Regions from separate parts of the Homo sapiens genome. Here region 1 is linked to region 2. Evidence: chromatin loops called from intact Hi-C (ENCODE). Cell type or tissue: CD4-positive, alpha-beta T cell. All regions are shown on one strand. Region 1 overlaps MLLT3 (MLLT3 super elongation complex subunit). Region 2 overlaps MLLT3 (MLLT3 super elongation complex subunit).

Region 1 (5,000 bases), 51 kb after region 2:
CCAAAAATTAAGAATTACTTTGCTTTCAGAGAAATTTTCTGATTTACTAAAATAACTTATCCCATGGGAACTTACTGGGATGGAATGAAAGTTCAGCTTCTTAAGCACATAAATAACTATACAGCATAGTATTTATTCAATGTAGCAAAACTCATTCAAGCTAGAAGCTTTCAATAAGGTTAAATGTGGTCAGAATTTCAATAAAGGAATTGTATGTATGGGCAAATTATATGTTTTGACTATAAATTAACAGAACTTTACTCTCACATGGCTTATAAAAAAATCTACATTTGTATATGGGATATGTGGGATGGGCACATAGACACACAAACACCTAACCCATATAGTACACGCATGTGCTCAGGAGTGACAGTCAAACTATTTCCTGTTATCCCACTGCAAAAGCAATACATTTATTACAAGGAAGTAAATGTTAAGTCCTCATAGAGACACTTAGAATTTGGCATCTTGGAGGAGTGGCAAATGTAACATGATTATCAAATCTCCTACTGCCAGGCTCTTGTAACAATGTTTTATTAAGTTTGATACACACACACACACACACACACACACACACACACACAGCATATGCACACATATATTTATTTATCTCCACCTAAAAAGAGAAAGACATGTCACTTTTTAATTCCTCCTGCCAATGGCATCATGCCAAATCAATTTTTCCTTAACCCAGTATTTTTGGCAGCTTTATCATAATATGCCATAATTCCACAAATTCAGTAGTTGGCTAACATGTGGCTCTGAATTAAAAGTAGATATGATATAGTCTCCCTCTATATATGAAAGATCATTTTTAGATATATACATAAAATAAAGACTACCTTTGCACCTAAAATCTGCCTCTAATTTCTCCTTCTCACTTTCTCTTTACCATTAGCAAGAATCAAGCACTTTTGAAACATTAATCCAGATCTGATTTTGGCAGTCTTCTATAATCTTATCCAAGAAACCACTTGGACATATTTATCCAAAGACATATAGCCACATTGTTTTTCAAAATCTATATAATAAGCCAACTCTTATAAGTATATAGGTTAGCCTTCTATTTATAACCAGAAAACTTAGAGCCACCTGTTTCAGCTCTGATCTCAAGAACACCACTTTTACCTCTTAGGTCAAATCTGGCACCCGCAACTTAGTACTAAATTTCCTCAAAATAATGTGATTATGTAATCTCTCAAATTTCATTATGTTTTTTCCTCTGAATTTTGTTAACTAAGGCCAAATGCATTAACATACAACAAAATTCTCAATGTGAGTGATAAAAATGCATTAAAAGTAACCCTTAATCTATGCTATTAACTGATTTTATTCTATTTTGGCACGTTTGAAGTAACTCATCTAAGGATTAGTTAGGCTTTTCTACACTTCTTTTTATCAGGACTCTACCATTCTTGATTTAGTTTTGAGAGAAAAGGGTTTGCAAAAACTATAATAATCTCACAGCTGGAGATGGCTGGAAAGTCCGTTAGTACTCATTGTGCCCTTAATTTGCAGGAAGCCTTTGTGCTCTTCTACTCCTCGTTTTACATGCTGAGCAGTTTTCACTGATAAAGTACTTATAGACCAGTTATTTTAGATTAATGAAAAGCCCACTAAAATTTTATGTACAGTGGCTGTGAACTTTCTCTTTAAAATACTGAAATTTATCTTGAGAGTCTTGATTACATGAAAATCTTAACCCTGGTAATTTGCCTCAATAGTTTTCATGTGAATAGGCAAAGGCAGTCTTAAAATTGTTTAAGAAGTATTATTTTCAAACACAGAAGGTATCCAAAATTTCAGGCTATGAATTCAGATTGAATGGCTGAAGCCTCAGGGCAAACACACTGATTTAATCACGTAGCAGTGGGTTTCAAAATCTTGCCCTCTTAAGACTTAACAATAAAGTATTTCCCTGCCCTTTAAATCTATAGCAATAACGCAAACACATTATACAGAAGGACCCAACATTGTTGAAATTTTGTTGGGATTTTTAACATTATGACATCAATTCCAGGAGTACATGGTATTATTCTAACTCTACACTTATCCAAGATGAGATTTTAAAGTCAATGAGTTAGTATTTCCTCTGAACTTCAAGCCTAAAAATGACATTTAAATATCCAATTATCAAGGATTATAAGTCAAACTCAATTTTCACAGTTTTCTAAAAGTCTTCAGATACAAAAAACAAAGTCTAACTTTAAACAGTCTAAGCTGAAGTTTTTAAATCTGTCCCAATATAAGCAAAAATGTTGAGATTTGTTATATTCCAAGACATGAAAATATAATCATGTTAAAATTACTCATTTTCTGCTATACTACCTTCCTGTAAATCAGAAATTCAAATCATAGTCATATAGATTCATATAAAACACAGCTAGCATATCTGCAAAGTAGAAATGATAGTGTTTGAAACTAATAGGGTTAAACAATTTATTTTGTGAGGCCACTGGCAAAACCTACAGCAGCTGTCTAACTTTGCCTTTAACGATCATAGCAAAAGCTCAAGGAAGTGATCCAATGCAGCACTGGTCTTTAGTAACCAGATCGTTTCTATTTCATTTTCAGCCAACGGAATGGATAACGAAAACAAAATTATGCCTCAGTCAGTACGTTTACTTGACAAGCTAATTTTTAACAATGTTAAACTTTTATTCACATATATGGCCAGAAGTAAGTTGTATCTTTTTTCTGTGTAGATAATCTTAATAACTTTTAAATACTGGCTACACAAGATAAAACTTCAGATGGCTATCACTTCTTTAAACTCACTTATAAAAACTACTGGAAAACTTTTTAGCTATTCAAGAACATATTAAGCTAAAAAATAAAAGGCAAATGGTTAGTCATTGCTGTAAACTGTTGAGCCATAGATGTTTGATTCTTTCAGTGAAGAAAACTGCAGGATTTATACCATTTTATAGAAGACCTAAAACAACTGTATAATGATTTTTATAAAAGAAACAAACTCAATTCCTCAAGGATTACAATTTCCTACCAAAAACTACTTACACTGTTCAAAATAAACCAAAAATAGCTCTCTCATTACATATCATCATCTGGTTACTATCAATGTATCTGAGATACCTATTCCTACATTCTTTTCTACTTACCCTGTGGAAAACAGGTATTTCAGACATCTAGCTAATTGGGACTTATAAATATTTATTTATTTATAAATCAAGTGTCTGAAGAATGTGAATAACGGAAACAAAGTAATTTAAATAAGTGACCCAACAAAGTTATGCTTATTAGTCTAGTTAATAACCACGGGTTCATACTAGAAAGAAGCTCCAAAATAATTTCAAACTAAGTTATGTGGGAATAGATATGACACAACATTCCCCATTTCAATATTTATGATGCATATGTAACTATATTGTCTTACTCAAGTAATTCGCCTAAAGAACAATTTTAATCCAGTATTTAACATAATTCCAATCATGTTTACTTCCACAAAGGTTTGGGCCAGAACAATTTTAGTCAGATTTTAAGCTAGTATAACATTTATACTATATGCCATAGGTAAGAGATACTAATTGATTATAAATATATCAAACATACTTTCTGATTATGAGTCCTATATCATCATTTTATACCATCTTAAGTAGAAGAAATCTCACTTCAACTATTAAGCATTTGAAGACAATTACTAAGTGTTGGTTTTGTAAAGGAGTACAAATTACTTAACATTTAATAATTAAAGTATGTGCACGAATGGATATTCCTAAACTGACACACTTATGAATGGCTTACTGGTTTTAAAAAGTAACTCCCAAATGCTGGGTTAATATGTTTCACTTTAGGGACTTAAACCATACTTCTTCAAATAAAATTAAATAAATTAGTTTGCAAGTAATTAATGACGAGAATTCAATAACGTAAAACTATCCCTGCGTATTCTCTATGGCTGGGAAATTTAGCTGGTTATGTTCATATAATACACTTAGTGGGTCTTGGAGCCCACTGCCTGTAAAATCTCCCATGGAGATTCAAGACCACCCATTGAAAATAGAACATTATTGCCTCCAGCAAGAAGCTGGTACATAGGACTGGTTATTCAAGTCTTTTAAATACTATTTTATTGAGGGATTGCAGGAGGTGGGGGAGGGGTGAAGGCGGATTCATGAGTGGATGGGGGAGGAAAACTCAGAAAAAAACAGTAATTTCTAAAGCAGAGGTTCCTGCCGTACCCCCTTCACCCACCCGTACTTTTAAAACAGCTACATAAACAAAGTAATAAGTGCTCAATTTCAGAGAGAATTACATTATACTCCATTTGAACAGGCTACAAAGTACTTTTATTTGAAAAGCTGCTTGTGCTCTGTTATAAACAATTTTACTCTGCACCAATTTCAGACAAGAGAAGATGGCTAGGGAGTGTGGGAGGTGGAGTTAGGAAAAATTCACTCAGTGTCTTTCAATGCCTTAAACAGTTGATCCAATAAAGATCCTTTAGAGAAAACTTTAAGTCTATTTTTTTTCTCCAAGTAAGCAAATCATACAGGAGGGCTTTTCTTTTCTAGGGTACTGCACCCTGTCTCTTTAAATTCCAGGCCTGCCCCATTTCCCACGCATTCAATGAAAGCCCCACGTTTGCTGGCCTCCAGCCCACAATGTCAAGTAGTTCTCTTGCTATTGAATTTCAAGATTATTCTTTTGGATCATTTGCCCTTTAGTTTTAAGCACACCAAAGCAAAAATAATGTCTTTCTACAATAACATAAAGAAAACTCAGAGGTCTTTACAAGTCTACAAGTAGAGAACACCTTGTCCTCTGGTTCCTCTTTCACTGCAAAATATGCTCCCACTCCATATGCTCCAAATAAGGGCCATTTGTACACTATCGTCATCTACCATAGTTTTGTCTGTCCTATAACAAAATTTTATGAGTATTTTTATTTAATTTGGTGCCAATTTGGAATCTCTTTGCAATACTCAAACCAGGTCTTCATATTGCTCAAACTCTCCACTCTTCAACTTGGTGTCTGGGGT
Region 2 (5,000 bases):
TTAATATGTTACAAAGTCTTATTTATTTTATTTATTTAGTTTTTTAAGAGACAGGGTCTCACTCTGTTGTCCAGGCTGGACTGCAGTGGCATGATCATAGCTCACTATAACTACAACCTCCTGGGCTCAAGCAATCCTCCCACCTCAGCTTCCCAAGTAGCTAGGACTACAGGCATGTGCCATCATGCCCAGCTAAATTTTTTTCATTTTTTTCTTGGTAGAAATGGGGTCTCACTACATTAACCAGGCTAGTCTCAAACTCCTGGCCTCAAGTAATCCTCCCACCTTAGCCTTCCAAAGACTGGGATTACAGGCGTGGGCCACAGCACCCAGCCACAAAGTTTTCTTTAAATGGCCAATTCGGCTGAGGAAAAAAATACTCATCGTGAAAATCAAGTAGGTCAATATGTTGGCTAAAATTTCCAATTGCCTTTAGCAGCCAGCAGATATGAAAGTAAAAGGAACAATCCCAATCCTTGAGTTTATTTTTAGGCTCCCCAAGAAAGAATAATAACATACCTGGTTTAATTTCTCAAGTACTCCTATATTTGATAACTCACTGAGCTGCTTTTTGTGGCCTCTGTGACTCTTTAATCCAATGCATTCCACAAAGCAAAGATCACTTTAAAGCACTCTCCCCACCCCATCCTCTTTCTCACAAAAGGTGATGTTTCATTTTCCCAACTTCCTTTTGGTAAATTATTACATGGACCTGCTTTCCCTGGGAAAAGTCCAGAAGCATATCTTCTAATTTAAGGAATGTACCAAACATTTTGAGTCCTACAGACCCTTCTGATTGGTCATGAATGTAACAATCAGCCTTTCTCCTGTGACACTTTTAATTCAAAAACAAACCCAAGGCAACCTTCAAAGCTGAAAGTGCTGAAATTCCAGAATCAGAAAAGAAAAAAAAACTTGCTCATTGATCAAGGTGACACAGTGCATGACTTCAGTATTTAATAGAGTGCTAACTACTGTATACTTAAATCAACTTCCATAAATTCCCAATGATGATACAAACCATTTACCTGGAGGCCCCAAAACATAAAATCTATGACAGACTTTGATATTAATTTTTATTGAACATTAACATTACACCCTATAGACATGAACATATTACCTACGATTTATGCAGCAGTAGACTTTTGTAACCTCACGAAATTCATGTTGTTAAGTCTTCATTCAACCCCCATCCCCCTACGTGCACAAACAAATACACAAACCTGCTCTGATAAAATCAACAATTACACTTGCTTCCCTCTCTGAGTTGCCAAGTCATCAGATCCACCCACCCGGATCCCTTTATGACTGTAAAGTTTATGGATTACTTATTTCTCACGGGTTTTGCTTCCTGACATACTGTAACCACTTTCCTTTTATAAAGCTCTGATCAATTCTCAGAAGCATATTGGCAGAGGACAGTGAGCAACAGTAGCAAAGATGTTTTTAGGATTTTATTACTTGGAGTCTTGTTTGCAAAGAACTTTACACTCACATCAGAGCCTTCTTACACTTTAGAAATGGAAGCATTCGTAATCCTATTTAACACACACCAAAAATAAGGTTAAGTCACTTGCAAAAGACCACCCAGTAGATACAAGGTAGAGTTCAGGTGCAAGGTAGCAAGTGTTCCATCTACCCTTTTAATTTCCTCAGCCACCAAAATTCAAGTTTTTGTTTTTTAATTAAGGCTGACATCACTCGTGTGAGCAGAATCAGCTCATCACATGCGGCACCACTAGCAGCTAGACTCTAGCTGCTAGAACATCTCCTTCCCAGTTTGTTGTTGTTATCGTTGTTGTTGTTGTTGGGGCAGAATAGACGGTTTGAGAGCAGAAGAGGCGAGAACAGAACCTATGAGCCCAGTGATAGGTGTGATAATAAAGACGAGTTTTGAGTTTCTGATAAGCAGTTTATTTTTAAGGACCCAAAATAATCTACCTTGACATTCCTCCCAAGTAATACATTCATGTTTTTCTTGATAACAATATAACTGTTATCCAAATAAACCTTAGATTTACTTAGGAAATAGTTTTAATAGAAAGTTTAAGAAGTCAAATATAAGACTAGTATTACCATATAAAAATCCCACGTAGAATCTACTTTTTCTCATCAGGCAAGGTCCCAAATAAAAAACCACTTTCAGTAATGAGCCTTGTAAAGGTACAACCTAAATGTTTTTTATATGCTTATCAAAAAGTTGCAAGGTAAAAAAATAAAATTTTTGTCTCATGAAAATTCAAAACCACATACAAAATTTGTATTTTTCTAATTAAGACTTTCCCTACATTGGACATCCAGAAAGTACTACAGAACATATGAGAATCTGATCTTTTATTATGAGTAATAGGTGTTTCTTCTTCACCACCAGAGGTCAGAATCCAGAATTAAGTCCTTATTTTTCTAAAGTATTAAAGTTTTATACTTTAACCTCATGAATCTTGGAGCAACTTTAAAAGCCACTTAAAACAAAACAAAAAAGCCCTCATTTCTCGACACTAAATGTAACTGTAGAAAACAGTTTCACAAAGGAAGAAGAGAGGGCAGACATTCTGGTTATTTCTTCCCCCAAAATACTCTAGAAGAGCTTATATGCATATCCACAAGGAGGTAATAGTTGTTGAGTCGGCCTCACATTTATTCGCAGATTCAACAAAGGACAGCTGACAAGCATGTGCCAGGCATGGTGTTAGGTGCCCAGGACATGAGAGAAAAAAAATCCCTCCACTCATGGAGAAATCTGACCTCAATTCCATCTGACCTCAATTCATCTGTAACACTCATTCAACAAACACACTGAACACCTCCTAGAGCCAGCATGTTTGGAATGAACGATTTGTCTATATAAGATCCTGCTCATTATCTTGCCTTTCTACTGAAATAGAGTTTATCCCATGCCTATGACAGAAAATTCATCTCTAAATATTATTCTACTATTCACTGGACTTCCCCCAAAAGGCTGGTCAAATTACTTGACCTTTTAGACATTCTTATCTTACAGATCTAGAAGACAGGAAACAACAGGAGCTTGAATATGTAACTAAGTTTTTATAACTACATTAGAAACTTTCCTTGCCTGTACAAGACAAAAAATAAACAGCTTTTTTTTTTTTAATTTACAATTCACAAAAATAGACAATCACAACCCTCCTGGCAAAAGAAAATGTTCCCAGAATACTAAATACTAATTTGAGGAAAACTTCACATACTAAAATCACAAATCTCTGAGTCAGGTATTTCTCTTTAGAGAAAAGCAAATCAATTGTAATGGTCCAGCAGCTTTTCATACCCTTGATAATGACTAGTTTCTTCCACATAAGAATTTTCCTTTTCCTCTCTGTTCAGTTCCAAATACTGTTTGTTCAAACTGAATCAATTTCATATTTAGGATTTTTAACTGGATCACACTTTCTGCCTAACATTTTTCATATAACCCCTCATTAAAGAGACATTAACAATTTCAATCAAACCAATTCCACTTCCTTACCCAAAAACTTAATTTCCTGTACAGTACTGCTTTCATTTCACCTTTAAAAAAATCTCAGTTCACAATTTTTTAAAGACCTCTGTTCTCTATTACTTAAGAAAATTCATAGTCTGGCAGAATATGCACCAATACAGGTTGTTACAAGTTTGGCTACTCAGTTTCTGATGGATCTTCTGGTACATAAAACCAAATTACATATTCAAGCTCCTGTCCCTACTTAAAATTCATTTTTAAAATTACTGAACACCAAAAATGGATGACATGAACAAAATATACTCACAGAATGTTACAACAGTCCATATAAGATGCAATAAGAAAGAAAATCAATGAAACAATATTATAAATTGCACAAAACTCTCAATAAAACAAAGTTCAGCAAAACAAAGCTGATTATATATACTTTAAACTTTTAACTGACTTCACTTACCTCTCAATCTGACAAGGATACCTACTTTCCCTCTGTAAAATACATGGGTGACACCCTCCAAAGAGCAAATGTATATAGCTATTAAGTACCTCTCCCATAATATACTTAGTACAAGGCATCTTGTTTGTTCCGAAACCTGGCTTTTTGCTTTTGTTCTTGACCATTTGCTCTTGTACTTAAGTAATTTATTATTTTGTTAACCAATAAAATGAGGGTGAAAAATGACTACTTTTGAAAAACTAAATTAACTACTTTGCAGATACTCAAACGGAAGTGGCTAAATTAATAACTGCCTAATGAACGGTGGAAAGAGAATTTAAGTCTGTAAGAAACAATAATTTTAATCTTAATTTTAATTATTCCTTTCTAATTAATTAACTACAACTAGACCAAGTAGTCAGCTGGTGTCGAATTAAGAAGTGTTTCGTGAAGCTAAACAAATATGATAAAGCATATGGTGGTGGCCACTCCCAATCATCCCCTTCCCCAGGGTGGCCAGACGAGTCTTCAGATAGCACTCCTCCTGAAGGTCATCTAACTGACCCCACAAATCATCTTAACCTAATCTTACACTGGATTCTCTGGTTTATTTTCATGCCGGAAATAGCATTTTGGTTGAAAACACAGTTTCCTCTGTAAGTATTAGCCTCCAACCTAAATTTTTAGAGCTGAAACTGAGTTCTATTTTTTTTTAATAGAGACAGCGTCTCACCATGTTGCCCAGGGTGGTCTTGAACTCCTGGGTTCAAACAGTTCTCCCACCCAAAGTCCTAGGATTACAGGCGTGAGCCACCAGACCCAGGCTGCAACTGAGTTCTTGAACCCATAAAGCTGAGAAAACATAAAACTTAAAATCTCACTACTCTACTACATTCTACACTGATGGTCTTTAAACCGGGCTATGTATAACATTTAGGGCACATGAAAACTCTAAAGGAAAACAACTATCTCTCCATCTTCAACTTCCTTGTAAAATAATATGCCTGAGAATTTCCCTTCTCTTTCCTAACTGCCTCTCACTTCCTAAAGTGGGCATACCTCTCAGCCACCACCCTCCCCTCATCTCACTAGGCACACTGCCCACGA

The links. A loop is a pair of places that touch in the nucleus more often than their neighbours do. Peaks named below come from ENCODE experiments on the same cell type or tissue, not always from the same donor. Only the 100,000 strongest peaks of a DNase experiment are listed, where the experiment ranks them.
Region 1: a loop joins it to region 2, with 4 times the contacts of the local background. A loop is called at or near these places in 26 of 110 quality-filtered maps.

Annotation. Positions count from the first base shown.
Region 1 is chr9:20,602,215-20,607,214 of GRCh38, forward strand. The region is part of intron 2 of MLLT3 (MLLT3 super elongation complex subunit); the gene reads right to left. Among named protein-coding and RNA genes, the nearest start is that of MLLT3, 18 kb to the right of the region's middle. RefSeq lists a silencer at 2,582-2,631. In CD4-positive, alpha-beta T cell, no CTCF peak of the experiment used is centred here; a DNase peak (open chromatin) is centred at 2,537.
Region 2 is chr9:20,550,729-20,555,728 of GRCh38, forward strand. All of the region lies in intron 2 of MLLT3 (MLLT3 super elongation complex subunit), which reads right to left. Among named protein-coding and RNA genes, the nearest start is that of MIR4474, 51 kb to the left of the region's middle. RefSeq lists an enhancer at 1,159-1,218. In CD4-positive, alpha-beta T cell, CTCF peaks have their summits at 2,335 (motif pointing right) and 2,535; no DNase peak of the experiment used is centred here.